Linked DNA regions of Homo sapiens: regions 1, 2, 3, 4, 5 and 6 are each linked to region 7. A link is a loop called in an ENCODE intact Hi-C map of the cell type or tissue named here. Cell type or tissue: PC-9. All regions are shown on one strand. Region 1 overlaps RAPGEF4 (Rap guanine nucleotide exchange factor 4). Region 2 overlaps DYNC1I2 (dynein cytoplasmic 1 intermediate chain 2). Region 3 overlaps PDK1 (pyruvate dehydrogenase kinase 1). Region 4 overlaps RAPGEF4 (Rap guanine nucleotide exchange factor 4). Region 5 overlaps RAPGEF4 (Rap guanine nucleotide exchange factor 4). Region 6 overlaps RAPGEF4 (Rap guanine nucleotide exchange factor 4). Region 7 overlaps RAPGEF4 (Rap guanine nucleotide exchange factor 4).

Region 1 (4,000 bases), 120 kb after region 7:
TAATACTTTCTAAGAGAAATATTTCAAACAAGTAACCTCACAATTTATTCACTACTGCCAAGAATAAAAGTAACAGGTTTCACCACCAAGGCCTTCCAAGGCTTTGCATGACTTTTAAGGCAAAGCATCACTCATTCACCTGCAGGTTGGCTCCCTTAATGCATCTGCCATTTGTTTGGCTCTGGAGGAAACTATTTGATTACACAAAATTCTTTTTAGATCAAGTTTAAAATCTTAGCCACACTGGGACCAGTGGCGAAGCCTGCAGCCTGATGGTTTAACACTTGGACATACTGAGCTAAGGACAAAGACAAGGAGCAGGTTAAAATCAGAGGCTTAAAGAACTGAAAAGAACGAGTGTAAAAGATGCAAGGCTTAGCTGGGCCTTTATAAGTGCTCTATTTGCCATGACTGCATGTAAGATGATTTATTCCTCATACTTGTTGTAAATGAGTGCAATACTTTAAGGGGCTCTGGTAAGCATTGATAAATGCAAAAGCCACTAGGACCAGTTGCATCCATTCACTGCTGTGCCACCTATGCATTTTGAAGTTGGCAAGTAACCAGACATCTTTATGTACCTCCATTTCTCATATCTTATTATAGGGCGCATCATTTTTAAAAGCACTTAAATGAAGCAGATGTTAACCCCATTCATTCCACTTTCCCAGGGAACATGTCAATGATGATTTTTAAAATGCAAAAGAAAATGTCAAAGTATTTTGTTCCCTGGTTAAGAATACATCTGTGGAAAAGAAGGGAGAAAATACATAAAACACTCTATGGTCATTCAAGAAATAATTATAAGGTATGTCAAACTACAGAAAATTGAGCAAGCACTAAATTAAACAAAAAAAAGGATGTCTTGTGTCAAAATGGCTTTTTCACTCACTCATTTCAAAAACAAGTTTTGAAAATTAAATTCCATCTACCAGCTCAGAACAGAACACATTAAGGCTTGACTGTAATGCCATTATCCATGTGGCAGCTCCCTTTCTTTTCTGAAACTGCATTAATTGACAAAGAAGCCTTAGGGCTCACCTCCCATAGTGCCTTGAAGTCCTTCTGCTCGATGCGGAGCAGTTCACTGCTCTCCCTGGTAACGATGGTTGCATGGCGGGGTGTGTTGTCCAGAATGGACTCTCCAAAGGCCGTCCCAATTCCCAGGGTACAGATGGTCACAGCATCCTGAGGATCCCAAAAAACTAGTCATTAGAAAATTAAACATCTAATGGGTAGGTGTTTTCTTTTCTTTAACTGCAGTATAATTTGTACAAGGCAAAACACCCAATTTAATTGCATAGTTCAACAAGTCTTGACAAATATATATACCGGAGTAATTACCAACCAGATCAAGACAGAACATTTCTATGAACCCCAAAAGTCCCCTCGTGCCCCTTTCCAGGCAAGACACTCAGATAACTTGTTCTGATTTCCGTCATGAAAGAATTTTGCCTGTTTTAGAACTTCATGTAAAAGAAGTCAGACGATATTCTCCGGTTTGTGCCTAGCTTCTTTTTTGCTCAACATAATGTCTGTAAGATTCATCCATGTTGTTGCATGGATCCAAAGATTCTTCCTTTTATTCATGAGTAGTTTCCCATAACATGGGTGTGCTTCAATTTGCTTATCATCCTCCTGCTGGTGGACATTTGGGTTGTTTCTACTTTGAGGATATTATGAATAAAGCTGCCAGCAGGAATCTTACCTTTTTATACAACTACTATCTGTTTTCAGAAAAGAGGAGAAATCTATCGAAGCTGAGCTCAGTTTTTTTTTTTTAAGTTAGAGAGTGCAGTTACAATATTTAAATAAGAAACTGGCACTGTCTGTCTTGACAAGATGAGGAAACTGAGGGTCAGAGTGGTGGATCTACACAGCCCCAGTTCACACAGTTGATAAGCAGTGTGGCCAGATTCTAACCAAATCTGACTATAAGTTTACAAGATTTTTGTATCATGCTGCCTCCTGCAGCCACAACAGAGTAAAAACAGCATCCGATGAAGTACGGTGTGACTAGCTTATAAAATGTCATGAATCGATGATTTAAAAGTTTCTTAAGGTGTACCAAAAAAAGTAATTTCCTCTCTGCATGCAACACTGGTGATAATGTTTGGATTTAATCCTAACTAGTTTCAAATAATGCAAATAGCCACTCAAAATCACCTGGACATTAATTTTGTAAGGCATTATAAACTAAGGGAGACACACAAGGGTAATCCTCTGAGTTAGAAAGCCCAGTTTTCCTTTCATGCATCTAATATACGATAATAGGCAAATGTTATTAAGATCAAGTTAGTGACTCTGTAATCACATTACTAAGACAAATGCCCATAAGAATCCAGTTCCTTCAACCATAGCAAATTGCTTCTGCACAGATATTACCATATAAAATTATGTTAGGGAAAATAAAATCAATATCTCAGAAAAGAATAAAAGATCAGGGAAGAAGTGAAGAAAAGCCTGCTAATAAATTTTGCAGAAAGGCAACTGCAAACAAATTCACTCAAAAATATCCCCAGAACTGAAATATCAATAGTCAATGAGTTAGGTCTCTCTGAGCAATTTTTAAATGCTAGTAAAAACACAAGATAGATTATGATAAATCACAGACTTTCACAATTCTCTGGAATAGCAGGTTCCCTGAAGTTCCCACTAGCCTATTTCATTTTTCTATCACCTGAACCCTTCGGAAAGAATTCTTTTGCCTAATTTTTACTTTCCAGCATGTCTTAAAAACCTGAAATGGACCCTAAGTAATACCACTGACATCATCCACATATTTTACATATATATGGTTATTTGCGAAGTATAATGCAAAAGAACTAGGATGCTCTCAGTTATTCCTGAGCTAGCTGTACAGTTTATGGATTAATCAGTCTTCTTTATCACCTCCCATCCCTGACACGAGTAGTTTGTCACCAAACAGTACACAAGGAAATACAGAGGCTGGGAGACACACGTGAGCCTGTCTTTCGCCAATAATCAACTCTTGTAATAAAGACACAAGATTGGATTTCTTCTTGGATTTTCCCAGGAGATTTCAACCTGACTCATGCCTTTATCACATACAACAAAATTTCATCACGGTAGTGCTGCCGACTGTACTCCTTGGTGTATTTCTGTGTCAGGACCACCTCTGTAAGGGGAAAACCATGCCAGTGAGTACCCAGCTGCAGTCATCAGCTCAAGCACCCTGGGCTTGTTTCAGGAATCAATTCTTCTACCAGAATTAAGTATGGGATCAGTCCTTTCCAGATCTTCTCTTTCACACTGCGTCCACTCAAATTTAAGGACAAGGAGTCACAAATTACAAGATATGATCTTAAAAGTAGGACTGGAAAACCTCACCTGAAAGGAGTATGGTTTGCAAGTTCAAACTTTCAGCAGATTCAGAGTATTTTTTAGGACAAATATACTTAGAAATCTGAATGAATTTGGGAGGTATGGTTGGGCATTGGGATAATTGGGCACAGAGAAATAGAAGGTGCCAAGAAGAACATTTTCACCCTGAAGACTATTCACTATCTTTACAGTCTATGGGTGCTAGCCCTTATTTACATTTAAATCACAGGCAGGGCCTTGCAATGTGCTGCGAGAGTAATTTTCAAATAAAGAAATTGACATCCAAATGTTCTCTCACTTAGCAGAACTAATATATGTTGCTCAGCACGTATGATGAAAGGTAGATTAAGAATGGACAGGATGAATATGAGTGGATGTAGAAGAAGCACTCTTAGATATCCACACTAACATCTAACCAGATCTCCATGGGTCAGGATTCCAAGTCTGAAACCCTGTAGATGGGCTTAATGCCTGCCTTCGCCTGCTGCTGAAAGTGTCTGTTTCTGGATGTAACATAACCGTTTCTTTTACGCTTATACATACTGCTCATGCCTCAATACTTATTTAATAGGGACTATTCAAAAGAGCACTTTTATTAATTTTCTGCTCATTTGCAGATTAATATTCAGCGAGGCCATCTGAAAGAAGATGTTTA
Region 2 (4,000 bases), 1.2 Mb after region 7:
TAAATTATAGTGAGGCACCACAATGTTTTCAAGATTTTTAAAGAAGAAATTTTGTATGCTTTAAATTACATACCTAATTTCATACTCAGAAAAACAATTTTTCCAAGTGTACATATCAGAGGTTGGAGGAAAATTAGTAAAATTCCCATCAATCTATTTGTGATGAACTACAGAATTCTTTTTCAGTTTAACATGCTTTTCCCCCTTTCTGATGATTTCAAGTATCAATGACTCCACTGAACAAGTTCAACAGTATTTTACTTGGTTAAAGACTACATTTTTAAAAAATGTTAATCAAAATTCTTTACAGAAACAGGCTAAATACTAATTACACAGATAAACAGATACATTAACAGCCAGTTCTGAAATAAAAGTTTCAGAAATAAAAAATAAAAGGGTGATGCTACCATATTATCACAGTTTCTTAGCCAAAGCCAAAATAAATCACAGTGACTTCACATTTGTAATTATATAAATATCTCCATCCCAGAACTATCTTCTTTCTCCCAAATATAGGTTCAAGCCAAATGATGGAAAAGACTCTATAAAGGACTCTTAGCTATTATCTGAGCCACAGCTACATTTTGCAATAATAAATAATGTATACCACAGAAGGGACAATCCTAGAAAAAAATTACTATCATTACAAAAGGAGGAATATTAATTTTTAAAAAGGGGAATGATAGTGTTATTTGGTAACTGCTACATTTTAATCCAATTAATCTAGAAAAATCAAAGAATACTAGAATTATGCAAGAAGGCAAATACCACTATATTCCCAGACTTCAATAAACCCCTGAGAACAAATGAATGCATGCATTCAGGAGGCCAAAACAAAACAGAAACACTAATCAACTCACAGGTTCTCAAATGTAAGAAAAGACTCACTTCTGGAATTCATTTTTAAAGACAGTTTGTAAGTCTAATCAGCCTTGAAAATAACATAAACCATTACTAATTAATTTTTGCCAAGTATCTGAGATATGATCTGCTTAGTAAGAACAGTGATTCAATCAGATTACCTTTACTCCACAGTTCTGCACATAAACAGCCTAAAACAGGTTTTAAATGGTATAAAGTAAAGGAATTAATATAAACATAGGTGAATATGTTAATGAATTTCAGCTTCTTAGAAGTTTAGAGCACAGATACCTATTCTCTTCTTTGACAACTGTCACAGAAGAAAAAAAAAAAGAAAAAAAAAAAAAGCTAAACCATGGCAGTCACTGATCATGTAGGTAATGTGAGAAAGACTGTACTTCTTTAACTATCCAGGACAAAAAGGCAATCAAGAAAGCCTTTCCTACCAGCTTAGACCTTGTCCTTCCAAGGATATAAAATTAACACTGCTGGCTTCTGGCCTGTGAAGAAACAACTAGAATATTTTTAGACCACAAAGGACCTGGGAATGCACCTAGATTTAGAATTAGCATTAAGTCTGGGTCAACCACTCAGAACTACACAGAAGTCTCAAGGGCAAAGGATGGCACATAGCTGAATTATTTTTCAAGTAGAAGAAAGCCTCTGGCAAGAAGGGGTTTTTATCAGGAAGAAAGACCTGGAAAAGGTAGAAAGCTAAGGAAGGTGAATGTAGGGAATGGGAGTGTTGGTAGAAGACTGTGAAATGGAAGGAGTGAGCTTTTGGGATGCGTGGAACCCAAAGTTGTGAAGTCTCTTCTAAGGTCATCAATGATACTCAGTACTCAAACACAGTCCACGTTACAATAATGCCCCCTTCTGGACACAAGTGTTCTTAGCCCGGAATATTAAAATTTAAATAACTACCTATTTTTCATACCTTACTTTTTTTTGACCTTCTGAAAGATGTTACTTTAAACCTTAACTCTCTGAAATATTAATTTCTTCCTTCCCCTTGCTCTTTCTCTTCATAATGAGGTTTAAATATCCTCTACTAATCTCTCGTAAGAGTTTCATTTCCTTTATTCTCCTTGTCAATGTGATTTAGAGCATTACATTAAAAAAAAGAAATTAATAAGTGAAAATAACATTTTAGCTCGGGTGTGATGTGTCATGCCTATAATCTCAGCACTTTGGGGGACTGAGGCAAAAGGATTCCTTGATCCTAGAAATTTGAGACAAGCCTGGCCAGCATAACAAGACTCTGTCTCTACAAAAAATCAGCTGGGCATGGTGGCGCATGGCTGTAGTCCCAGCTACTCAGGAGGCTGAGGCGGGAGGATTGTTTGAGCCCAGGAGGTCAAGGCTGCAGTGAGCCATGGTTGCACCACTGTATTCCAGCCTGGGTAACAGAGTGAGGCCCTGTCTCAAAAAATAATTAAATTAAACAATACGATTTAGTTGTTGTCCTAAAGCAGAATGGCTTTAATTCGCCCTTACCAGGCGGTAAGACATGACCTAGTAATAATGGAACAAAAATTTAGGTGTCTAGCCTGTGATGGCACCAGAGGTAAAAATGTAAGTAATATATTCTCCTTGCTCTCAAGAATCTCTAACAAAAAGTCATCAAGTTGCCAAATAATTAAGAATCTACCAGTAGGCAGGGACAGTGACTCATGCCTGTAATCCCAGCATCTTGGAAGGTCAAGGCAGGAGGATCGCTTAAAGCCAGGAGTTTGATACCAGCCTGCACACTCAGCCTGTAGAGATGGGTGAGTCCCCATTTCTACAAAAACAAAAAAATTAGATGGCTATGGTAGTGTGAACCTGTAGTCCAAGCTACTTGGGAGGCTGAGGTGAAAGTACTGCTTGAGCCTGGAGGTAGAAGCTGCAGTTTGTGCCACTGTACTCCAACCTGAACAACAGAGTGAGACTGTTTAAAAAAAAAAAAACTACCAGCAAAGAAAAGTTATGAGAGGTTTGATTAGCTGTATCTCTTTTTTCTTTAAACCAATTGTTTTTAGTAGGAAAAAAAAATCCACTTTAGGAAAACAATAGATTGATTTTTTAAAATAAACCCAGTGTTTTTATACTTCTATGCTTTAAAAATATTTAATAAGGAGTACATTCTATATTGAAAAGAAAAACAAGTATCCATCCTAAGTCATGATACAAAATAGATTTTTTACTGTGGTTTACTGTCAAAAAAGGTTTGAAAGCCATGGCCTTCATCCGTATCCTGTATTTTTCAGGCCAAATTACAAATAAATACTGGACTTGTAGGCATATGTTTTAAGGATTATGAAATGCACTTAGCCTAATTTTCTAACGGTAATGAGATCTTCAGAAAGCCTTTAACCCTTCACAGGTTCCATTATAATGGTAAATCTGCCAACAAGAAAGGGAAACATCATTTAGAAATAAGAACCTCAAAGAAAGGAAAAGATGTAGATCTAACTTGGAAACTTAAATTCTTAAATCTAAATACAGTGTTAACCTTTTCTGGGAAGGAACAGCCAACCCTTTGTTCATAGCTATTTGGAGAAACTGGTAATTCAACTGTTAATCAGCTCATGCTGCTTTGATAAACACAATCTCACATGCCTACACATTATTGAAAATTTCAAATAGATATCATAAGCTAAATAAATTAAAGCAATGACATTTGGCTTGTTTTTCAAAGCATATTTATTTACTGCTCCCTACAATGTTCTATCTTGACCAGAATTGAGTCTCCACTCTTAATTACTGACAGCTAAAAACTCTGAAGTCAAATAGTTCACAACAGATAAGCTAATATTTAATCAAGAGGAAGATACTATTCCGCCCCACTCAGAAAAACCTTTGTTGAAAATTATGCCAGATAGTATACTCTGTAAAAAATTTTTTATTAATAATCTATTTATAAAATGACTGGAGATAAAATATGCTACCTTCCCCACTGTCTTATAACTAATCCAAATACTCAACAAAGTTTAAATCATATATAAAATGTTCTTCAAAACCTTTCTATAGCCAATCATGTTCACTAGGGACATTTTTATTTTAAAAAGTAGCTACTTAACTAAATTATCTCTCCATGGCTTAATTTAGTAATAACATTAAACTAACAGTATGAAGTTTAATGGTATCTTTCTTCCTT
Region 3 (4,000 bases), 340 kb after region 7:
CAGTTGTTTAAAAATATGTTCAATTAACTGTGAAAATATAAGTGTAAAATAGGTGCAATTTCATCCTTTAGGAGGTTTAACGGGCACAAATGGAATTCAGTTTCCATTTATTCTACTCAAATAGTTTTGTGAAAACGATAAATAAAGTACTTGGTATAATATAGTTCTGAACACCATACCTTCCAAATTTAATACAAAAGCCACATTTGGATTTTCCGATGTCCCAAGTGTGTCTAGGCACTGCGGAACGTCGTCATGTCTTTGGGTTCTCTGCTGGGGACGCACCAGTCATCAGCCTCGTGGTTGGTGTTGTAATGCTTCCAGGCAGCTTTGTTATACACTGGGAGTCTTTCTATTGAGTCTGTTGACAGAGCCTGAAAAAGAAAAACCTAAGACCTATTAAGTCTGGCATTTTTTAGAATTCATTATTTGAGAAAATAGACAATGGCAAAAAGGTTACGACAAATTAAATAATATTCTATTAGTATCTTATTAATCCTTATACCACCTAAATATACTTTTAAATGGTATGTATATTTGAAACGTGTTATTTATGAAATCTATGGCACTGACTGATGTGCAGGTTGACTGAGTTTGTTGCTTACAGTAATTCCCCAGCCATCCTGGAAGCTGCTGGACTGAAATTTTACACAAAACATGACCCAGATCAGAGTTGGCTAACTGAAGAAGTTGGTTAAATGTAAAAGCATACAAATCGATATATGTATCTTAATAGATGCACATAAATTTAATGAACTCTATTTTAATTATTTACTAGAAGAAATAGTGTTTTTTTCAGCATAGTCACTGTGCTTTAAAAAAAACTCATCACAAGCCAGGCACGGTGGCTTATGCCTATAATCCCAGTGCTTTGGGAGGCTTACACAGGAAGATTGCTTGAGCTCAGGAGTTGGAGACCAGCCTGGGCAACATAGCAAGATCCTGTCTCTACAAAAAATAAAAATATCAGCTGGACATGGTGGCACATGGGTGTAGTCCTAACTACTTGGGAGACTGAGAGAGGAGGATCACTTGAAGCCCAGGGGTTCAAGGCTGTAGTGAATTATGATTGTACCACTGCACTCCGGCCTGGCAACAAAGCAAGATATTGACTCTATAAATACATAAAAATTTAAAAACTCATTATAACATTATTAATAAATAGAAATCTATGTCTAAGGCATCTTAGCTTTTTCGTGAACATTTATTGGCCCTGGGTTTGAATCTGTGTCTTCTCCGGCCTCCAATTTCAGTCACTGTGCACAAGATTTCTGCATCATGCATGATTTCAGTTTTCCATATATTATTACCAGTAATTCTCCATTGTATTTCAGCTTCCTATAAGTCACTGGAACCTGAGATAAACTACATTTCTAGTTATCTTCTTCAAGTTAGGATTTTTCAGTAGTATTTCCATCCCAGGCCAAAGGCATTTCCTAAGATGCAGAACACCCTGAACAAGAAAATCTCATTCTGATAATGCTAAAGTCTTTGATGTTGACAATTTTAATGATTCTCTAAGACTTCTTATCTTCTATTTTCCCTAAGGTAGAACAAAAAACCTTTCACCTCCATATTTCTCTAAATATTCCAGAATTTCTTGATCTACAGGCTAGATCAAGCTTGTCCAATCCACAGCCCACAGGCTGCATGCGGCCCAGGATGGCTTTGAATGAAGCTCAACACATTTGTAAACTTTCTTAAAACATTATGAGATTTTTTTTTGTGCAATCTTTTTTAAGCTCATCAGCTATCATTAGTGTATTTTATGTGTGGCACAAGACAGCTGTTCTTCCACTGTGGCCCAGGGAAGCCATAAGATTGGACACTCCTGGGCTAGATCAAAATGTTACATTTTGTCATAAAAACATTGCACTAGGCCAGGTGTGGTGGCTCATGCCTGTAATCCCAGCACTTTGGGAGGCCAAGGCAAGCGGATCACCTGAGGTCAGGAGTTCGAGATCAGCCTAGCCAGCGTGGTCAAACCCCATCTCTACTAAAAATACAAAATTAGTCAGGCGCCTGTAATCCCAGCTATTCGGAAGGCTGAGGCAGGAGAACAGCTTGAACCCGGGAGGCGGAGGTTGCAGTGAGCCGAGATCATGCCATTGCACTCCAGCTTACGTGACACAGAGCAAGACTCCGTCTCAAAAAAAAAAAAAAAAGAAAAACATTGCATTGATGTTGCCCTTTTCCCTCGCAATTGACATGGTTAAAAAAACAAAAAATACCATCTAGAAAGAATTTAGTCTTTTCAGATATTTTTTCCAATATAAATTCTTCAACATTTCCTATAAAATAGATGCCATCTAGTGGCCAGAACAAGAAACTAGAGTCACTAAATCAGGCATAAACAGCCACCAGTTAGCCGAAGAAGGGGAATGATGGAACCTAGTGTTTTTCCACCATGTAAAATGTGTGGAACCCTCCTTAATGCATTGAACACTCCAGGCAAGCAGACTAAGTGCTTCTGTGTCCATTAGGTAAGCTATATGCTTACCAAGAGTCACTTGTGCTTGTTCCCAAATCTGTTTGTACAATTCTGTCATGATAATTACAAAATTTATTACATAAGCAAAGAATAAAAAGGGGAATGTTTCCTTGAAAACTAAGATGAATGTTTTGGAAAGACTCATGAAGGAAAGTCACATAAAACTTGCTGTCAAATCAGTCAGGAGGTATCTGTAAAGGACTGCATAAAAGTCCAAAAAGAGTATGCACTTGTTGGTTTAAAGAAACTAAAATGATGCACTGTCAGTACAGCTTTTGCAAAAAAGACAATGTGACACTCCAATCTGCAGACCCATATACAAAAAAAAAGCCTTGGCAGTACATCAAAAGTTTGGCGTTATCAATGTCCATTCATGTGTTTTATGTTAAAATTAAACTTGTATGATATATAACTTATGATTCTCTACTTTAACCCAATTTTTTTCCTATTAATAGACAGAGTCCTAATCACTCCAGGATACAAATCTCTTTCCCCATAGTTTTAGGGGATCATCTATCAAAATGGGTGAGATCCCCAGCAAAAAACCATAGTTTTTTTCTATTTAAACAGCATGTGGTAGAGTTAAATTTCATTACAGTTAAGTATGGACATCTGTTCTTATCATCAAAAGAAATATTAAATCAAGAAGACTACAGCTATTACCTTAATGTAGATAACTGCATCTGTCCCGTAACCCTCTAGGGAATACAGCTTCAGGTCTCCTTGGAAGTATTGTGCGTAAAGACGTGATATGGGCAATCCATAACCAAAACCAGCCTGTTTGATGAGAAAAACAAAATTCTATTCAGAAAGACACACACTGAAATACTTTTCTAATTAAGATAGATGCCATTGAGTACCACGGGGCTATCAGAGCCCGCATCTGAGAGATGCATTATATTTAATATAATTAATATTTAAGCATTGACAATGATTAAGCTGAGGTTTACTTGAGTACTGTATCAGCTGACTTCCCTCTGGTCATTTAAAACTCTTTATTCTTTCTATAAAATGACTTGTGGTTGGTCTCGAAAAAGCATATTGCTTTTCCTTGCTGGCCTGCTCGGTCGTATTGTGTCTGGAATTGGTTCCTTCCAGTGGGTTCTTGGTCTGCGGACTTCTCCAGGAGAGGGGAGAAGAGCAGCATAAGCAGCTGGCAGAGGCAGGGAAAGACCAGCAGAAAGGAAAGAGAGAAAGAGACAGAAAGTCAGAGAGAGAGACAGAGGAAGAGAGAGACAAAGAGGGAGTCAGAGAGAAAGAAAGAAAGAGACAAAGTCAGAGACAGAGAGAGGAAGAGACAGGGACAAAGAGGGAGTCAGAGAGAGAGAGAAAGAGAGACACAAAAAGTCAGAGAGAGGAAGAGACAAAGAGGAGTCAGAAAGAGAGAGGCAAAGAAGTCAAAGAGAAAGAGAGATAGAAGTAGTAAAGAAAAAACAGTGTACCCTATTCCTTCAAAAGCCAGGGTAAATTTAAAACCTATAACTGATAATTGAAGGTCTTCTCTGTAAC
Region 4 (4,000 bases), 91 kb before region 7:
ACTTTGGGAGGCCGAGGCGGGCGGATCACGAGGTCAGGAGATCGAGACCATCCTGGCTAAAACGGTGAAACCCCGTCTCTACTAAAAATACAAAAAATTAGCCGGGCGTAGTGGCGGGCGCCTGTAGTCCCAGCTACTTGGGAGGCTGAGGCAGGAGAATGGCGTGAACCCGGGAGGCGGAGCTTGCAGTGAGCCGAGATCCCGCCACTGCACTCCAGCCTGGGCGACAGAGCGAGACTCCGTCTCAAAAAAAAAAAAAAAAATAATAAAAAAAAGAAGTGCTGTAGCAATGCAAATACACAGAAAAGTGTGATCAGTACAACACCTGGATGTAGGAGCGAAATACTGTTGCTCCCAATTTACTCTACACAGGGGACAGAGGACAGGGAAGAAAAGTGATTCCAAAGTTTTAAATCTTAGGGAACTGAACCGAAGCTGATGGGCAAGTAGCATATGGAAACAAATGAGGAGAATGATTTCAACCAGGGTAGGTCCTAGGTAAAAAAAGTTGGGGAAGCTTATACATTTTAGGGTTTACGACTGCCTCTCAGAGGATCAAACTGGCCTTGCACGTTCTTCCTTCCCTCTTGCAGCTGCTGTGAACACAGCCCTTCTGCTGCTCTGCGGAGCTGCCCCTCCTACGTTATTCCTGCTGTTTGCTCTCTCCTCAGGATTGGAGATACCCAGTACACCTTGCTCCTTCTTTTCCTTGAGGCTTTATAACTTTACATAAGGGGGACAAGTTTACCTAACAACACAGGGAAGAGTCTAATATTAAGAAATATGCAAAGTTCTTTTAGTCGTGGATGCTGGTCTATCACTCCTGCAACCCTTTTGAGAGTAACGGAAAGCTCTGTTGAGTCTCAACTTTTCTTTCAGTGGGCAGGGCTCACCAAGTCTCTCTCCCGGCGTAGGGCAGGTTGACCCCTTCCATGAGCCACGGAAGAGGCAATGTGAGCAGCAAAAGGTGCTTCTCCCTTAGAAGTGGGGAATATAAATGCTCACCCTGGACCCCAGAGGAAGCGCCTCCTTGGGCCATTTTCTTGTACATAGCCCTGTGGAAATGTCCTACAGATAAGGCACAGCAGAGCTTATGTGGAGCCTGCATCGCACAGACAGATCTGAAAGCTGCTTACCCACAGACACAGAACTCCCATGCATTTTCTCCCCACGGTTTTTGAGCCATGATTTCTTTGCTAAGGCTGGAGAGGGGTAATTGGGAGAGTAGCATTGTTATCCTCCCATTTTCCAGATGAGGAGACTAAGACATAAAAGGGATGTGTGGATTGTCAGTGACAAAGAGATGGTGAAGGTAAGCTACCCGGAGCATCTTCCTTTCCTCGTGTGCCCACACCCTCTGTGTCTAGCTCTGCTATGGCCCTTGCTGCACTGCATTCTCACTGGTCACATGCGGGGGTGCCTCACTACACTGTTTGCTCACTGAGGTACAAGGACCATGATGGTTTTGTCTTCAAGACCATTTTAGAGCCAGAACCATCTACAATGCCTGCGATGATGTGGTAGGTACTAAATAAAAGTCTGAGGAACCAGTGAATGGACAAAAGTAGAATCACATTATACTACAATGGAGTTTTATAGGAATTTGCTCTGTACTGATATTTATACTTAAATAAAATGTGAAGAGTAAAGTTTCAGAATCTGAACCCTTAACCACTAGGCTAACTTGCCAGCACTCTACTGATTCTATTATAGACCACACAATTTAAGGCTAACATTGAACACTAAGACTTGTTCTATTCCAGGCTGCTTGTGTTAGTCTCATCTCTCTGGCTTTAGCGTAACTGCGGTAAGGACAGAGGCTCTGGGGCACTTGGTTTAGTGTCTCACAGAAGCCAGCACAGCCCCAAGCACAGAGCAGACCCTGCAGAAGCATGTGTGGATGGATCAGAGAGTGTGGCCAACATTCTCTACTGCAGGGTCATCCTCTGTGCGACTCCTCCTCGATGGGCTGTCCTCAAAGGGAATCTTTAGAAAGCCAGAGAAGGAGCTCATTGTCCACAGTTATGTGAGGCAGGTAAGGTTTGGCCACTCACAGCACAATGAATGGCAGAGCGCTGATAGGGAAGAAGTTCATGCCCAGGGTACTCAATGCAGAGGACATTCCTTCCAACGACAGAGGCCTTAAAACAGAGGACGAGCAAGGACTAAGAACTTGGAAGGCTGCAGGACTGTGTGCCAACAAACAGAGGTTTAGAAAGTTAGTATCTGCCCCACAGGGAGCTGAAGACAGTCTGCACTCCCTGTGTCTGCGCCATGTCATTTGGCACTGCGGCCAAGAACCCTCTGGCAAGAGAGTCCCCAGCACCCGTGCAGTAACATGTCACATAGCACCTTTAATGGGGCTGCGCTGAACTGGCTTTTTATGGCTTTCCTTTCCAGGAGAGGGCAGCACGACTCATTTATGACATTTTTTTCCCCAATCCTTCAGTATTGAGAAATATTTATTTAGAAAGCAATGAATGTAGATGACTAAAAAAATATACGGAAAGGCGGGAGGCAGACTCAGATCTTATAAGGCTGGTGATTGAGGAAAGGTGAGCGTGCTTATGGGCTCTGATGGATGAGGGATTAGCAGGAAAACTAATGCCACATTTGCTAAGTTCCTCTCCAAGTGAATTCAAAATATGGTAAAAATCCACCTATCCTCACTGGAGTGCACAAAATGGTACTCTCTAAAACAAAAAATCAGGATTATGATGAGCCTGAAACAACCTCTAAAAAGTCCAAGGAAGAGAATCTTGATATCTATAAGAGCTGATCTGATCAAACTTGAAACCTACTCATGCATCCCTTATGTAAACTCTCTCCCTAAAATTGGATGCAGTTTACCTCTAGCTCTTGTCTTGTGCCTTTCTTTTCTTTTCTTTGTTTTTGAGGCAGAGTCTCGCTCTGTTGCCCAGGCTGGAGTGCAGTGGCGCCATCTTGGCTCACTGCAAGCTCCGCCTCCCGGGTTCACGCCATTCTCCTGCCTCAGCCTCCTGAGTAGCTGGGACTACAGGCGCCCGCCACCACGCTCGGTCTTGTGCCTTTCTTAAAGGAGAAACCCCGTGTATCCAAAGACTGAAGAAACCAGTTTCTCTACCCTCTGAATTGGCCCTCTAGGCTTTCTAAGATATGTTACTAGCTACTCACCTACATACCAAATTCTGGTAGGAGAAATAGAAATGGATGCTACCACCGACTTAAAAGAGAGCAGGCTACTCAGTTATTAGTGTGGTCCTATTAGTCTTTTCTTCACAGAAAGATCTGTCTGTATGCTGGGTAACAAGTGTTTTTGGAGACTTAGGGAAGGGTCTGGACTTTGCCATTTTCTGCATAAGGTAGAGAAAGTGCTTTTGGGGAACAGCATTTCTCTTAGATCAGATGGTGGCTTTGCCATAATGCAAAGGAGCCTGATAAATAGTGATATCTTGCTTTAGAAAAATTATTTCCATCCTGGTGTAAGTATTCAGATTCTTAATATTTAAACTGGGGACATACCAATGAGGCGAATTACAACAAAGAGTTCTGAAAGCTGAATTATGCCCTAATAGTGGTGCTACTTGGCTAATTTTCACAAAAGAAAATCAAAAGCCCTGAGCATCTCAAATGAACACCTGAGGCTTACCTAATAGACTGCAGAAAAAGAAAAAGCTAAGTACCATTCAAGATTTTTTAGCCACTGGGTTCAGTGTGACTGCAAAATTAGGCTCCAGACAAGTTTTTCTGATTGCAATGCTGCTCTGAGCAGGCCATCCACACCTACCAGTGAATCGAATTGCTCTCGCGGGCAAGCAAACAGGCGTCCATTAATGGTGAGCGTCGTAAATACTGAAACATCATTAGGTTTGAGCACCACCTTTTCTGTGAACATAAAAAGCATGAGATTGCCTATTAAATACATCTGAGATTTGCTGCACTGCCCTAATCACACCAACAAATTGCCAGCTTGGTGAATTACCGGAACACGCAGAGTGACTGCATAAAATAGAGTACTGAA
Region 5 (4,000 bases), 95 kb after region 7:
TACCATGACTCTGATCTTTCTATGAAGTGTACTGAAGTTAAAATGGGGAAGATATTTTTGAGGAGGATATTCTTTCACGTCATGATATCCACAGAGAAATAAACATGTTTCATTTTTTAGGATATCAAAGGGAAGACCCCCCAACAGGTCACTTCTTGTAGGAAATGATATGTAGCAATGTGAGAGACTAAAGTGAGAACAGTAGCCTTAGCCTTCTGGTACTCTTTTGCCTCAGCCTTCTGGTATTCTTCTGGTATTCTAAGAGGGTGCTCTTTTCCAAAGTATCTCTTGATTGTTCACCCCAGAGTCTCATAAGAAGCATGACCAACACAGTAGGCACTTCATGTTTGTTGGATTTAACTTAAGGTTGTAGATTTCCATTTTTTCCTAAGTGTTGGTGAGAATGGAATACTACACCATATTTGAGCTATTGTTCTCCAAGTGAATATAAGCATTTTTCTTGGCTGGGCAGAGTGGCTCACACCTGTGATCTCAGCACTTTGGGAGGCTAAGGTGGAAGGATCACTTGAGGATGGGAGTTTGAGACCAGCCTGAGCAACATAGTGAGATCCCATTACCACCAAAATAAATTTAGCCAGGCAAGGCGGTGCACACCTGTAGTCCCAGCTAATCAGGAGGCTGAGGTGGGATTGAACCCAGGAGTTCAAGACCACAGTGAGCTACAATTACCCCACTGCACTCCAGCCTGGGCAACAGAGTGAGATAATAGAAAAAGAATACCTTTCTATTATAACATACACTCCATTAAAGAAGGTTGAAACTGCATTTATTTGTTTATTTACTTGTTTATTGGTTTGTTTGGTTTGTTGGTTGGCTGGTTCGTCACTGATAATGCTTGATCATAGGATGGTAAGAGAGAAAAATGGTGTGGTACAAATCACAAGTTTTGAAGTCAGACAGAGCAAGTTTAAATCCTAACTCTTTCACTTTACTAGCCATACAACCCTGGGCAAGCTCCTTAATCTCTCCAAGTCTCCATTTTCTTACTTATAAAATGGGATAATCACCCCCACCGGCCAATGTTGTTAGGAGGATTAAATAAGACAATGTATATAAGATGGCTACTTAGCATAATGACAAGCCCATAGCAAGCATTAGTCATATAGCTATTTTTATGTTTATAATTGCCTCAAAAGCCCATAGTTAGGATTCAGCAAAATGTATACACACACACACCCAACATGGTTCTTGACATACACAGTAATAAATGGTAATGCTCATGTTCTGTAAGAACACAATTTAAAATGCAATATGAGCCATTCTCCTTACATACCTCAGGGAGCTTTCTCACATGACTGTGCTCCTGGCCACATTTCTATGTGCCATTATAGCACATACCTAGGTCTATCTCAGACATATATCAAACACTTCACAAATCTCTCACTCTGAATAAACTCTAACAATGTTTCTCAATTGCCAGAAATCACAAAAATAGAAATAATCATCAGAATTCAGATCTGCAATGAGAATTCTGGTAAACATGAGTACTTTGATGTGGCACTTTGGGTTGTTGAAAGCACTAAATGACTAGTGTTGAGGATGCTAGCCACGAGCTATTTCCAGCCCTCGTTGTATTTCCTGGCTTTACCTGGATGGGATGTGTGCTGAAAGCAGATTTGTTACACATGCCTTACAAATAATTATGGCCTGACTGGTCTCCTGTGTCACATCCTCAAGTCTCTTCTCATGACTCATCATTCAGCTGGAAAGCAGGAAGTGCTCCATTTGGGGGAGGAAGTCAAAAGGACGCCACACCTCAGGACAATACCCTTCTTACCTAAGCAGTGTTATTATTCTACCAGGCAACACCCAAACAGAGCGTGTTTAATCACATGGACAGAATGGGAGATCAGGGCTATGAGGTTGCTCTAGGATATCACAACTGAGACGTCACACACCACAGAGCTACAACGAAGTTGAGTTCTGGTGGTGCCAAAGGCATCACACCTTTAACCTCAAAGCACAGAGTCTTTGAGGCATTTGCTTCTTCTGGCATTTCTCCTGGAAATTGCCATAGACATGTGGAGGCAGAAGAGGGTGTGTTTTGCATGTATTTATGCAGGCATATGTGTCCATACATGAGAGATTTTTGGCATTCAAAGGAAGCTACCATGAAGATTTTGGCTGCCAAAATTGTTAGCTATTGTTTTTTCACTAATTTGCATCTAAAAAAATAAGCCTGAGATTATACCAAGATGTGACATCTTTTATGGAGTGGAAGGTATATTTCCATTTCAACAAGTTAGATTTACCTCACTTTTCACTTCTATTCAGAAAGTCTGGAGTAATTACAACTATCACCCTCATTCAAAGTCAGGAACAAAAAGCCAGAAAGAGATTGGAAGAATGATACTCAATCTCACCCTCTTTCCAGCCCTAGACCCACATTCTAATTTAGAAGCCTTAGAGGAATGGAATGCTCGCTAGTCTTAGTTCTTTCTGGATCTCAATCTTCCCTTGCCACTGAGAATTTGATTTCTGAATTGGAAATGTATACTGGTTAAGAGATTGTTGTTATTTGAAAATTGTATATTTTTTAGCAAGTCATAATCATATATTTAAGGTATGTATCAATAAGGATAAATAATTTTATTATCATAAGTATCAAGAACGTATTCTAATGATTTATATTCATAAAACATATTTAATATCAGGTTATATATTTCTAAAATTGTTATCATTTAATGAAATTCTTTCACTCAGTGTTTATTCATGTGCTAGGCATGCCACCACCACACAAGCTATATTTTATTATCTCACTTTACAGGTGAGAAAACTGAGGTACAAACTTCTGGTCCAGTATCACACTGCCAAAAAGCAGTAAAACCTCATTTTGATACCATGCCCATGTGCTTTCCACTGTAGAAACTGTCTCTTCTATTTATTAATGAGCATGCATATTGTTGGATATGTTTGCAGCTTGGTCAACAGTTTAGAAATAATGTTTTATAAAGATTTAAATCACTAACAACACACCAGTAATCCAATAGCCACTTATACACATCCTTTAATTGATCTGAACACAATTAGCAACTGCATATCTGTCCTCTAAGACACCAAAATGAATGTGGCATCTGTTTCACATATCAAAGCTGCTAGGTGACACCACTATGAGCACTCACAACTCACTTCTTCACGGTCTATTTACTCTTGCTTAGACGCATATCATTTCCCAACCTTTAGCAGAGAAAAGGCACCAGGAGCAGAGGAAAGAGAGCAGTTTGATCTCAGTGAGAAGGGACGGCTGGCAACTTAGAGCAACTCTGTAACGTACTGGTGTCAGCTAGTGGGGGGCAAAAACTCCTACATAGCTCAGAAGCCTCAGAGGGCGCCAGTCAACTGAAGTACGGAATAGGAGCATAAGCTGATAAGGATGACATTGCCATTATGCCACAGGAAAACAAAATGTAATATTTCACCTAAGAAAAAAATCAAAGAAAGAGAACAGAATTTAATAAAAAAATTCTTTCAAGACTATTTCGATGTTTAAAGGAGAAAGAATGTGTGTAGAAAAGAGATTTCCCTTTATTGAAACCCAATCTTTTGTAGAGGTTCTCATTTTTCAAAGTGGTTAAAAGTCATTTGTTTGGTTCAGATTTCTGATTTTTTCAGATTTTGGAATATTTGCAGAATGTTTACCCCTAATCTGAAAACCTGAAATCCCAAATGTTCCAATTAGAAGAAGAAGAAGAAGAAAAAAGCAGTTGCTTGGGATTTTATAAACAAATAAACAAATTTATTTACAATGGGATTATTTCTTGTTGAGAGAGGTTTCAGAGCATGCAGAAAAGTAGCTTTATCTTCCTGTTTACTAGCACCAGTCACCACAATTGTAGCATTATCTCCAAATCAAGTTTTATGAAGAGTAGTTCTCTTCCTCTGCCTTTATAATATGTACCCCATCTTGGACACTCCTTTCAATCTCTCTTCCCTGAGTTTTTTGAAGCTGCCTCTGCTATTTTCCACACATGATTATATC
Region 6 (4,000 bases), 67 kb after region 7:
GTTTGGAGTTCTGTTCTCCAAGCAGAAGGGATCTGTATCCTGCCTCCCAAAGTGAGGCCTGATCTAAGCATGGGAGTCAATAGTATGTATGTATTAACGGAAGCCACAGCAATGAATGGCATCTCCCCATTTCTCCCAAAGTCAGAAGAGTGCCCCTGAATACGACTTATATTTTAATAGTGTATAAAGAAAGATAAGCCTACAGAGACTAAGGAATAGGAGAGCACTAAAAAGCTGCAAGAAAATAATATTTCAAGAAGGGAAAGGAATCCACAATGTCAAATGCTATAGAAAAATTAAGGACTGAGGCTCTCTTTCACATTCAGAACAAGCAGGCAGGGGATGACTTTAGGTAGCCAGCTTTCTGTGGAGTGGCTGGGTTAGAATTTTAATCACCGTGGATTGAGGAGTGTCTGGGAAGGGAAGAAATGGATACAACAAATAGACAATTCCATGACAAAGATTGGCTATAAAAGGGGAGATAGAGTAGATAAAGGGGTGCAAGGGGAAGATGAAGGTTTTGTTTTGTCTTGTTCTCTTTTAAATTGGAATGGTAGAAGCCCATGTACACTCAGATGAGAAGGATCCACTGGGGATGAAAAGGTGAAAGATATAAGAAATGGAAGAAATTATGCATAAAGTAAGCATCCCAAGAGGATGAGAGTGAATGGGGTCCAGGACACAGATGAAGGGGTCACGGGAGGAAAAACCTCTTCTATCTTAACCTGAGGGACTAGAAATGGATTTGTACAAATGGACTATATATATGTATGTGTATATGTATACACACATATAAAAATATATATATACACACACACATATATATAATTGCCAGTATTTGCAATGCCTCCCTCCCTTCACTCGGAAGGAGGATAAACTGCTTATTCAACCATCTATGACTCGTCCTGATGGAGGTAAGAGGAATGGGTGGTGGGGGGAGTGGCCAACACCAAGACAGGCTAGTGTGCTCTACCCATGCAGGAATAAGAAAAGGCAGGCCAGGGTAAGAAGGCAAGGCAGATGAGTGTGGCAGCTGGTGAAGAAACAGAGGAAGAGGGCAGAGGGCAAGAAGAAACGAACTGCCACCAGGAGGAGCCAGACTTTGGGAAGAAAGACATGTAAAGATGATTTTTAGGAAATCTAGCTATATATTTTAAGACTAGTGCCCTTTTTGGTCTTGGCTGACTCCTCAAGAAACTTTCAGTAAAGACCTCCTTAGCCTTCCAAGGCTTCCTGGAGTTAGACTTGATTTCACTGTGTTGAACTGTCCACAAGGCAGTTGGTTTTATTTGGACTACGCAGGTAATTGATTTGTTGGCAGGAAGCTGAAATCTTGCATGGTAAGAGGTGAGGCTGTTTGCAAAAAGTGACCAAGGAGGTGGTTTGGTCAAGGATTTGAGGAGAGTAGAAATCTTCAAATGGGTGTTGGGGAGAAGGGTAGAAATGCATTAGGAGAATAGGTAAGGATGGCTCAGTTGTGCCGAGGGGTCCAGTGAGGTTGGCGGCGATGGATGTGCCACAGAAGCCATGTGGAAAGTGGTGTGGTTTTCTCTGGCACTGCTCAGCAGCCTGGCTGGAGGCAAGAGAAAGCCTACAACTGGACTGAGGAAGGGTTGGTATTGGACCTGGTAGGTGACAAGGGCAGGCACAGACCTGCTTCATTCATTTCCAAGTATCCAGTACGACAATGTCCGAAGCACAGGAGTCACTCCATAAATCTTTTGGATTTTGTTTCTGTTTTGTTTGTTTTTGAGACAGAGTCTAACTCCATGGCCCAGGCTAGAGTACAGTGGCATGATCTAGGCTCACTGCAACCTCTATCTCCCAGGTTCAAGCAATTCTCTGGCCTCAGCTTCCTGAGTAGCTGGGACTACAGTCACGTGCCACCATGCCTGGCTAATTTTTGGCATTTTTTGTAGAGACAGGGTTTTGCCATGTTGGCCAGGCTAGTCTCGAACTCCTAGCCTCAAGTGATCCACCCACCTCAGCCTCCCAAAGTGCAGGGATTACAGGCGTGAGCCGCTGTGCCCGGCCAATAACTCCTTACTGAATGAATGATTGGGAGAACCAGTAATATGGACAAGAGGGTGATTGAAATGATAGGCAATGGTATCCAAACTGAACAGGGAAGGAAGTGAAGACAAGGGGGACCTAAATCGGGGGACGTACACTGGAGGTTCCTCAGGTCTACCCAGTCAAGAGCCGAATCCCAGACTCAAGAGACAACTTCTCTGAGGCTGAAGCACCCCCTGGTGGCTGATCCAGGGAGCCATGAAGCCCAATGTTCTTTCCCCTCAAGAGCAAAATGCACACCTTTTTGTGTTCCTCCTTCAATGTCCAGTGCTCCCTTCATTGCCCTTTGACCTCCTTCTCACTCATACTTTAAACCTGCTGTTTTTCCTCTCAACTTTTGCCCCAGCTACCTCAGGTATCTCTCTCACTACCCGCCTTTTTCTCTCATCCTCGTTTGTGAAAACAACCCAAATCATGGCAGATATGGGTAAAGGTAGAACCCATGATATGCCTGAAATAAGGACAGGAAAATCCTACTTTTCATAATGAAAGAAGTCAATGTCTCAAAGTCAGTGAAGGCAGACACAAATTTTAAAAGAGTCACAACCCATACATATCATCTTGTAGTTAACCCTGAACACTAGCATTCAAAATATTTTCTATCCTGGTGATTATTGCTTCTATTATGCTTTAATTATTGCTTACTGCTTATATAGTCATTGCTTAATATTGCTTATATATGCTTTAATTATTAACATGAAAAGTGGTTTTGCTATTAATTTTTATTGCAATTGTACATGACTTTGACCCGAGGGTGGGTTGGGTAGACTTTTGAAAAGGAGCCTAAATATGTTTACAACATCGCTCCTATAAAGGGCTTGCAAATGAACTTGTGGAAAACAACCTTTTTGCCAGTTGGGGGTTTGGTATAATTTTGATTCTTGCTTGAATTTCCTTAAAAATCACAATAAGTTATTTAGGGAATAACAGTTGCCAAACTTTCTGACAAATCATAATGAATGGTTATGTTCTGAAAGGTCAACTAGCCATCTTTTGGCTCCCATTTCCTCTTTAAAACCGAGCTATTTTGAGAATTTCCATTCCTCGTGCTCTTTTTTCTTCCCAACCCTGACACTATTTGTATCCCCTCAGTGGCATTTTTTAACTCAGGAAAACTTAAATAAGTTCCAAGATTGCAGAAGAGCCTTATTATTTGATGATTGTGGGTCTTGTCTGGGAAAAACTCCAAACATAGATTTGCCATTTTAAGCAATTCCTTTGAATTCTCATTCTATTGTCAGCAATAGCTCTATATTATTGGTTTATCATTGATTTTTCCCTTTCCCTTTACATAAGTTAACTAGAGCACTCCAATTTCCTCTTCTCTCTTACTTTTCTTAGTTTATAAGTCCCTGAAATACTGTATTGTTCTAGCTTTTTGATTTTTAGAGAACACACACACACATTAGACTTTGCCATAATCATAAACCCATCATTTTTTCACTCCTCACTATGATTCTTTCTTCTTTGTCACCCTATTTTAATACAATCTGCTGCCATATTCTGTCATGTTCCCTTTTGAAATATATTTCAGATTCATCTTTTCCCCCTCATTCCCACAGGCACCATCCTGTCTCAGGTCATATTCTTATCAAAGGTACTGTTCCACCCTTCTAGCCAGCTTTCCTGCCATCCTACTCAGTCCCCCACCTCCCCTGTGCTCCACTGCACACTCAGTCCACGGGGTAAATGATACTACTATATCCTGTGAGGGCAGGAGAGCACCTCCTAACACCCAGGTACATCTCTTCTCTTAATTCCTGTATGATGAATGTTACTTTCTTCATTTCACAAAGGAGGAAACTTCCTCTCCCAAGAGATTAGGTATTTTGTCCCAAACCACCTAACTTGCAAGTGTTCAAGTCACTAGCCCTCAAATCTGAAGAGGGAGGGTGATCTGTGTTGCAACAGAAAAATTAAGCATCTC
Region 7 (4,000 bases):
TGGTTCACTTAGCTGTTTTTACTTGAAATATTACATAAATCAACCTTTTATTAATTTAAAAGGTGAAACCTGAAAGCATATACAGAGTTAACTTATAAACATAAATGATCTTAAATATATAACATATAATAGGGGCCAAAACAAACCTGATAAAATTCTTGCTGATTTATGTCTCACTATTTCATTTCTTTCAGACACATTTTAATTTCATTCATGCCCCGGGCATGTCCTACTCAGTGCAAATCCCTATCATCTATCTCATTATCACTCTCTAGTCTAATGTTTATCATTATTAGCTATTGACTGCACCCAGGTACGGTGCAAAATCTAATTACACTTCATTCTTGGATACTGCCCAGTACAGTGACCTTGAAACCAGGTCTCCAAACTCACTCTACTCTCATCCTTCCCTCCCTCGGTTGATGGCAGTTGCATCCTTCCACGTGTTCAAGCCAAAACCCTTGAAGTCACCCTTGAGTACCTTCTCTCTTACCTCGTATTTAATCCATCAGAAAATCCTATGGACTCTATTTCCAAAATCCATCTAGAATGCAACACTTTCCACCCCTCCACTGCAACTCCACCATCATCTCTAGCTTTCCATGAAGTACACATGAGTTTCCTAGGATTCAAAGAATTTAGTAACACTGTTACTTAAAACTACTTCCATCCCCAGCTTCCTGTTTTTGTGAATGAGTTTTCCCAGTGCTTGCATACATAAAAACCAAGAAGAAGAATGAAACTGCTATTTCCTAAAGGTGCATGAATTGACTTTTTAAAATAATTCATTTTTTAAAACACTTGCCAAAGTCACCCAGTGATGCATTTCTAATAGTAATTTACTTTAATGTTTAATATTTTTGTACAGAAATTTATAAAATATTTATTTTGTTTTGATGATCATATATATCTACTTATTGTCATAACCCAATCTAGAAGAAAAGTTGTAACAAAGACCCATGGTCACAAGAGATTTTAAAACACGAATATTTAAATGTAAGTACATATTTTTGATACATGTTCAGTATGAGGGTGATCCATAAGAGACTTTCAACCACAAACATACGTTACAACGTGAAGCTGCCATACTAACCCTGGGCAGCTCATATTTGGACAGTTAACATGAGTAAAAAAAAATCTATTTAAGATGCTGTTGTGTTTGAGTCTTTGTTATTATAGCTGAATCTGGATGACAAAGTCGTCTGGCCTGGAAAACAATATGTTACAGTAGAATAAATTTCTACAGAGGAAATAAAATGGGAATATGACTTAAACAACAAAAGGAAATAATATAACATTGTAACTATTAAAAAGCTTGTTCATATATTTTTTTAAGTGGTGAGCAACAAATTATTTTTCACAATGCCTGGTCTAATACACTGTATGCATTCCATAAAAACTCGCTGATTAACAGCCCCATTCCTTGAGAAAATTTGTTTAACTTACAGGACTGGAACTCAATTGTTCTGTATGGACTTGCAGACCAGACCATGCTGCATTTAGCAAAGTCAAATATCAACAATATGTGAGAATGGAAGACTATATATGTGCACATATGAATGGATGAATGAGTGAATGAGCTGGTTATTTTGGTGGTTTCCAAGTACTAGGAATCTTACAAACGAAAATAACATTTACTACGAATATTTCCACTTTTCATCCAAATATCTTGTGCCATGTAACTAAAACTTGAAGGTTAGACATGCATGAACACCGGAATGACCACCAGAGGGAGCCCACGTGTTTTTCTGAATATGCCAAACACCAAATTGAGAAAAAGGAAGAAAACACACACAAAATATAAAGCTGGGGGTGGGCGCATGGGGGTGGGGGTGGGGGGCGCATGGGAGTCAAGGGGTGTGAGGAGTGGCGGGAAGGGGAAAGGGAAGCATTACCTGTTTCAGTTATTTAAGAGACTATATTATTGAATGACAGAACCATTTACGCATCTATGTTACAAATCCTTTTACTAGGCAGCTGTACACTGCAATGCTTTGACACTTATAAAAGGAGAATTGGTTAAACGTAAGATTTAAAAAATCTCACATAACCTAAAACTAGCAGGTCCTGGGTGGGCTGCTGTGATAACATCCATGACTCTCCGATGTGCCCCAAACAAGCCAGCTGCCTTCTCCAGCTTATCTTTGTGTTCCTGCTCTCACTGTCTATTCCGGTTCATCTTTGTGGTTAACTTTGGAGGAAGGTTTGGGTGTGGCTTCCTCACTTTGTTTGGGATTGGGCTATCAAATTACAGCACCAGAGGAGCACTTGGTGTGACTTGGGAATTTCTGATTCTCCTGTCTGAGCCAAGTTTATAAGGACGGTAAGATGAATGACTTTCCATTTGTTGTCCTGAAGTCTTCCCAGAACTGAGAATTGAACCAAGTGCCAACAGGAAGCAAGAGCACCTCTCTAAGGCTTTCCAGGCCCAATCTCCACTTACACCAGAACCCACAGGCCTGCCTCAGAGAGCTCCCCGCAAGCTAGAAAAATATCCTGGGACTGAGGCTATAGAAACAGGATGTGATCTTATCTAGAATTACGCTCCATGTAAACTGAATAGAATGTTTTCTATTTGAGATCGTTGTCGAGTTTTGGAATCCCCTCCCACCTGTTCAGTCCCCCCGCCCCCCAGCGCCCCCCCCCCCCACCCCGGCCTGGCTTGATCTTACTAATCCTTTTATTGTGGTAAGTCAGATCACCATTATACCAGTGAGGAAACTGAAGCTCCTGGAAATGAGTGACTTGTTCAGTGTCACTGGCTATTAAGTGTCAGGGATGGGAACTGGCAAACATGCGCTTCTAGGGACATGGATTGTAACAATGAATGAGTATTGAACCCCGTCATACTAATGTCTTTGGAGACAGAAAGAAAATTATTGTCTTCCTTTTCCCTCAAACTACAATTGAGTGAAAAGCATGACAGAAGTGAATTCAATGACTTAGCCCTTGTTTTACCCAGAATTTTCATGGTATGTTTTCCCAAGTTTCTTTTATGTCTGGATGGGGTGATCATAAATCATGTATGCAAATAAATTAGCACAAACAAATTGAATCCCACAGGCTTAGGTACTGGGCTGAATGCTGCTAAATTTAACATGCTTATTAATGCCTTGAATATGGAATCAAATCAAAAACATTCTTATCAAATTTAACAATGATACCCAATTGAGTGGGGGTGGCTGGCAGTTAGGAGAGCTAGTTTGAAATTTAAAATGACCTTGACAAACAGAAAAGGAAAAAGAGGGCAAAATTCAATAGAAAGCTTTGCAAAGTAATTCATTCAAAAGAGGGGGGCAAACAAAGAGAACAACAGAAATGAGGGAGTATTGATTGGGTAATTATAACGGAAAAGGAGCTGGAGGTCAGAGTGAACAATAGCCTCCAAACTCAAGCTAGTTCTGTATTTTAAAAAAGAAGGCATGATTTTGAGAAGTAAAATAGGGGGAAACTCAAGCTAATTCCCCCTCCAGACTCAAAATAGATCAAGCTCTTTGAGGAGGGGTGAGGAAGGTGTCTTGTTGGGACACTGGAATGCCTATGGCTTGGAAGCCAGGTTTTTATAACTTTGAAAGGGATCCTTAGAAAGAAGAGTGCCCAAAATAATTCAGAAGAGAAAATTCGGGTACTCTTTTCCTGTGTTCATGCAATGCTATCAGCCTGGCATATTGTTTTCCTTCCCCCTGGGTAGCACCCACCCAGACATTGCCTCCTCTGTGGGGCTACTTTGAACCCTTTCCCTTCTTCTTAACAAGAACTTCACAGCCCCACTATGTGTCTCCACAAAGCAGATACTAGAGGCCAGCACTGGCTAAGTCCTTGGCATACATTATCTCATTAATACTCTTGAACACCTCCCTGGGCAAGATGCTACTATTATTCTCCTTCTGTAGATGAGGAAACAAATGAGTAAGGCAGTTAAGTAACTTGTTCATGTTCCCATGTTAGAAATTGGCAGAGCTGGGAGTTTAACTGAAACCCTAAGAGCTCCTAAATCCCT

What was found. A loop is a pair of places that touch in the nucleus more often than their neighbours do. Peaks named below come from ENCODE experiments on the same cell type or tissue, not always from the same donor. Only the 100,000 strongest peaks of a DNase experiment are listed, where the experiment ranks them.
Region 1: it touches region 7 in a loop (15-fold over the local background); 103 of 110 quality-filtered maps call a loop at or near these places.
Region 2: it touches region 7 in a loop (5-fold over the local background); 2 of 110 quality-filtered maps call a loop at or near these places.
Region 3: a loop joins it to region 7, with 6 times the contacts of the local background. A loop is called at or near these places in 4 of 110 quality-filtered maps.
Region 4: it touches region 7 in a loop (5-fold over the local background); 5 of 110 quality-filtered maps call a loop at or near these places.
Region 5: a loop joins it to region 7, with 5 times the contacts of the local background. A loop is called at or near these places in 4 of 110 quality-filtered maps.
Region 6: it touches region 7 in a loop (5-fold over the local background); 83 of 110 quality-filtered maps call a loop at or near these places.

What each region holds. Positions count from the first base shown.
Region 1 is chr2:172,811,467-172,815,466 of GRCh38, reverse strand. RAPGEF4 (Rap guanine nucleotide exchange factor 4) reads right to left here. Exons shown (of 31, transcript NM_007023.4): 4 at 1,042-1,188. Among named protein-coding and RNA genes, the nearest start is that of RAPGEF4-AS1, 77 kb to the right of the region's middle. In PC-9, CTCF peaks have their summits at 1,768 and 1,968; no DNase peak of the experiment used is centred here.
Region 2 is chr2:171,701,541-171,705,540 of GRCh38, reverse strand. All of the region lies in intron 3 of DYNC1I2 (dynein cytoplasmic 1 intermediate chain 2), which reads right to left. Among named protein-coding and RNA genes, the nearest start is that of DYNC1I2, 16 kb to the right of the region's middle. In PC-9, CTCF peaks have their summits at 1,538 and 1,737 (motif pointing left); a DNase peak (open chromatin) is centred at 1,710; H3K27ac peaks cover 803 bases.
Region 3 is chr2:172,592,203-172,596,202 of GRCh38, reverse strand. It overlaps PDK1 (pyruvate dehydrogenase kinase 1), which reads right to left. Exons shown (of 11, transcript NM_002610.5): 10 at 3,155-3,268; 11 at 1-374. The coding sequence ends at 234. Among named protein-coding and RNA genes, the nearest start is that of PDK1-AS1, 38 kb to the right of the region's middle. In PC-9, CTCF peaks have their summits at 2,100 and 2,300 (motif pointing left); a DNase peak (open chromatin) is centred at 2,302.
Region 4 is chr2:173,020,482-173,024,481 of GRCh38, reverse strand. RAPGEF4 (Rap guanine nucleotide exchange factor 4) reads right to left here. Exons shown (of 31, transcript NM_007023.4): 23 at 3,767-3,864. Among named protein-coding and RNA genes, the nearest start is that of MAP3K20, 53 kb to the left of the region's middle. In PC-9, CTCF peaks have their summits at 2,209 and 2,410 (motif pointing right); a DNase peak (open chromatin) is centred at 2,451.
Region 5 is chr2:172,834,326-172,838,325 of GRCh38, reverse strand. The region is part of intron 4 of RAPGEF4 (Rap guanine nucleotide exchange factor 4); the gene reads right to left. Among named protein-coding and RNA genes, the nearest start is that of RAPGEF4-AS1, 100 kb to the right of the region's middle. In PC-9, no CTCF peak of the experiment used is centred here; a DNase peak (open chromatin) is centred at 1,745; H3K27ac peaks cover 2,137 bases.
Region 6 is chr2:172,862,656-172,866,655 of GRCh38, reverse strand. The region is part of intron 4 of RAPGEF4 (Rap guanine nucleotide exchange factor 4); the gene reads right to left. Among named protein-coding and RNA genes, the nearest start is that of RAPGEF4-AS1, 130 kb to the right of the region's middle. In PC-9, CTCF peaks have their summits at 917, 1,125 (motif pointing right), 2,063 and 2,262 (motif pointing left); a DNase peak (open chromatin) is centred at 2,285.
Region 7 is chr2:172,929,822-172,933,821 of GRCh38, reverse strand. The region is part of intron 6 of RAPGEF4 (Rap guanine nucleotide exchange factor 4); the gene reads right to left. Among named protein-coding and RNA genes, the nearest start is that of MAP3K20, 140 kb to the left of the region's middle. In PC-9, CTCF peaks have their summits at 1,489 and 1,690 (motif pointing right); DNase peaks (open chromatin) are centred at 1,701, 2,311 and 2,371; H3K4me3 peaks cover 1,144 bases; H3K27ac peaks cover 1,360 bases.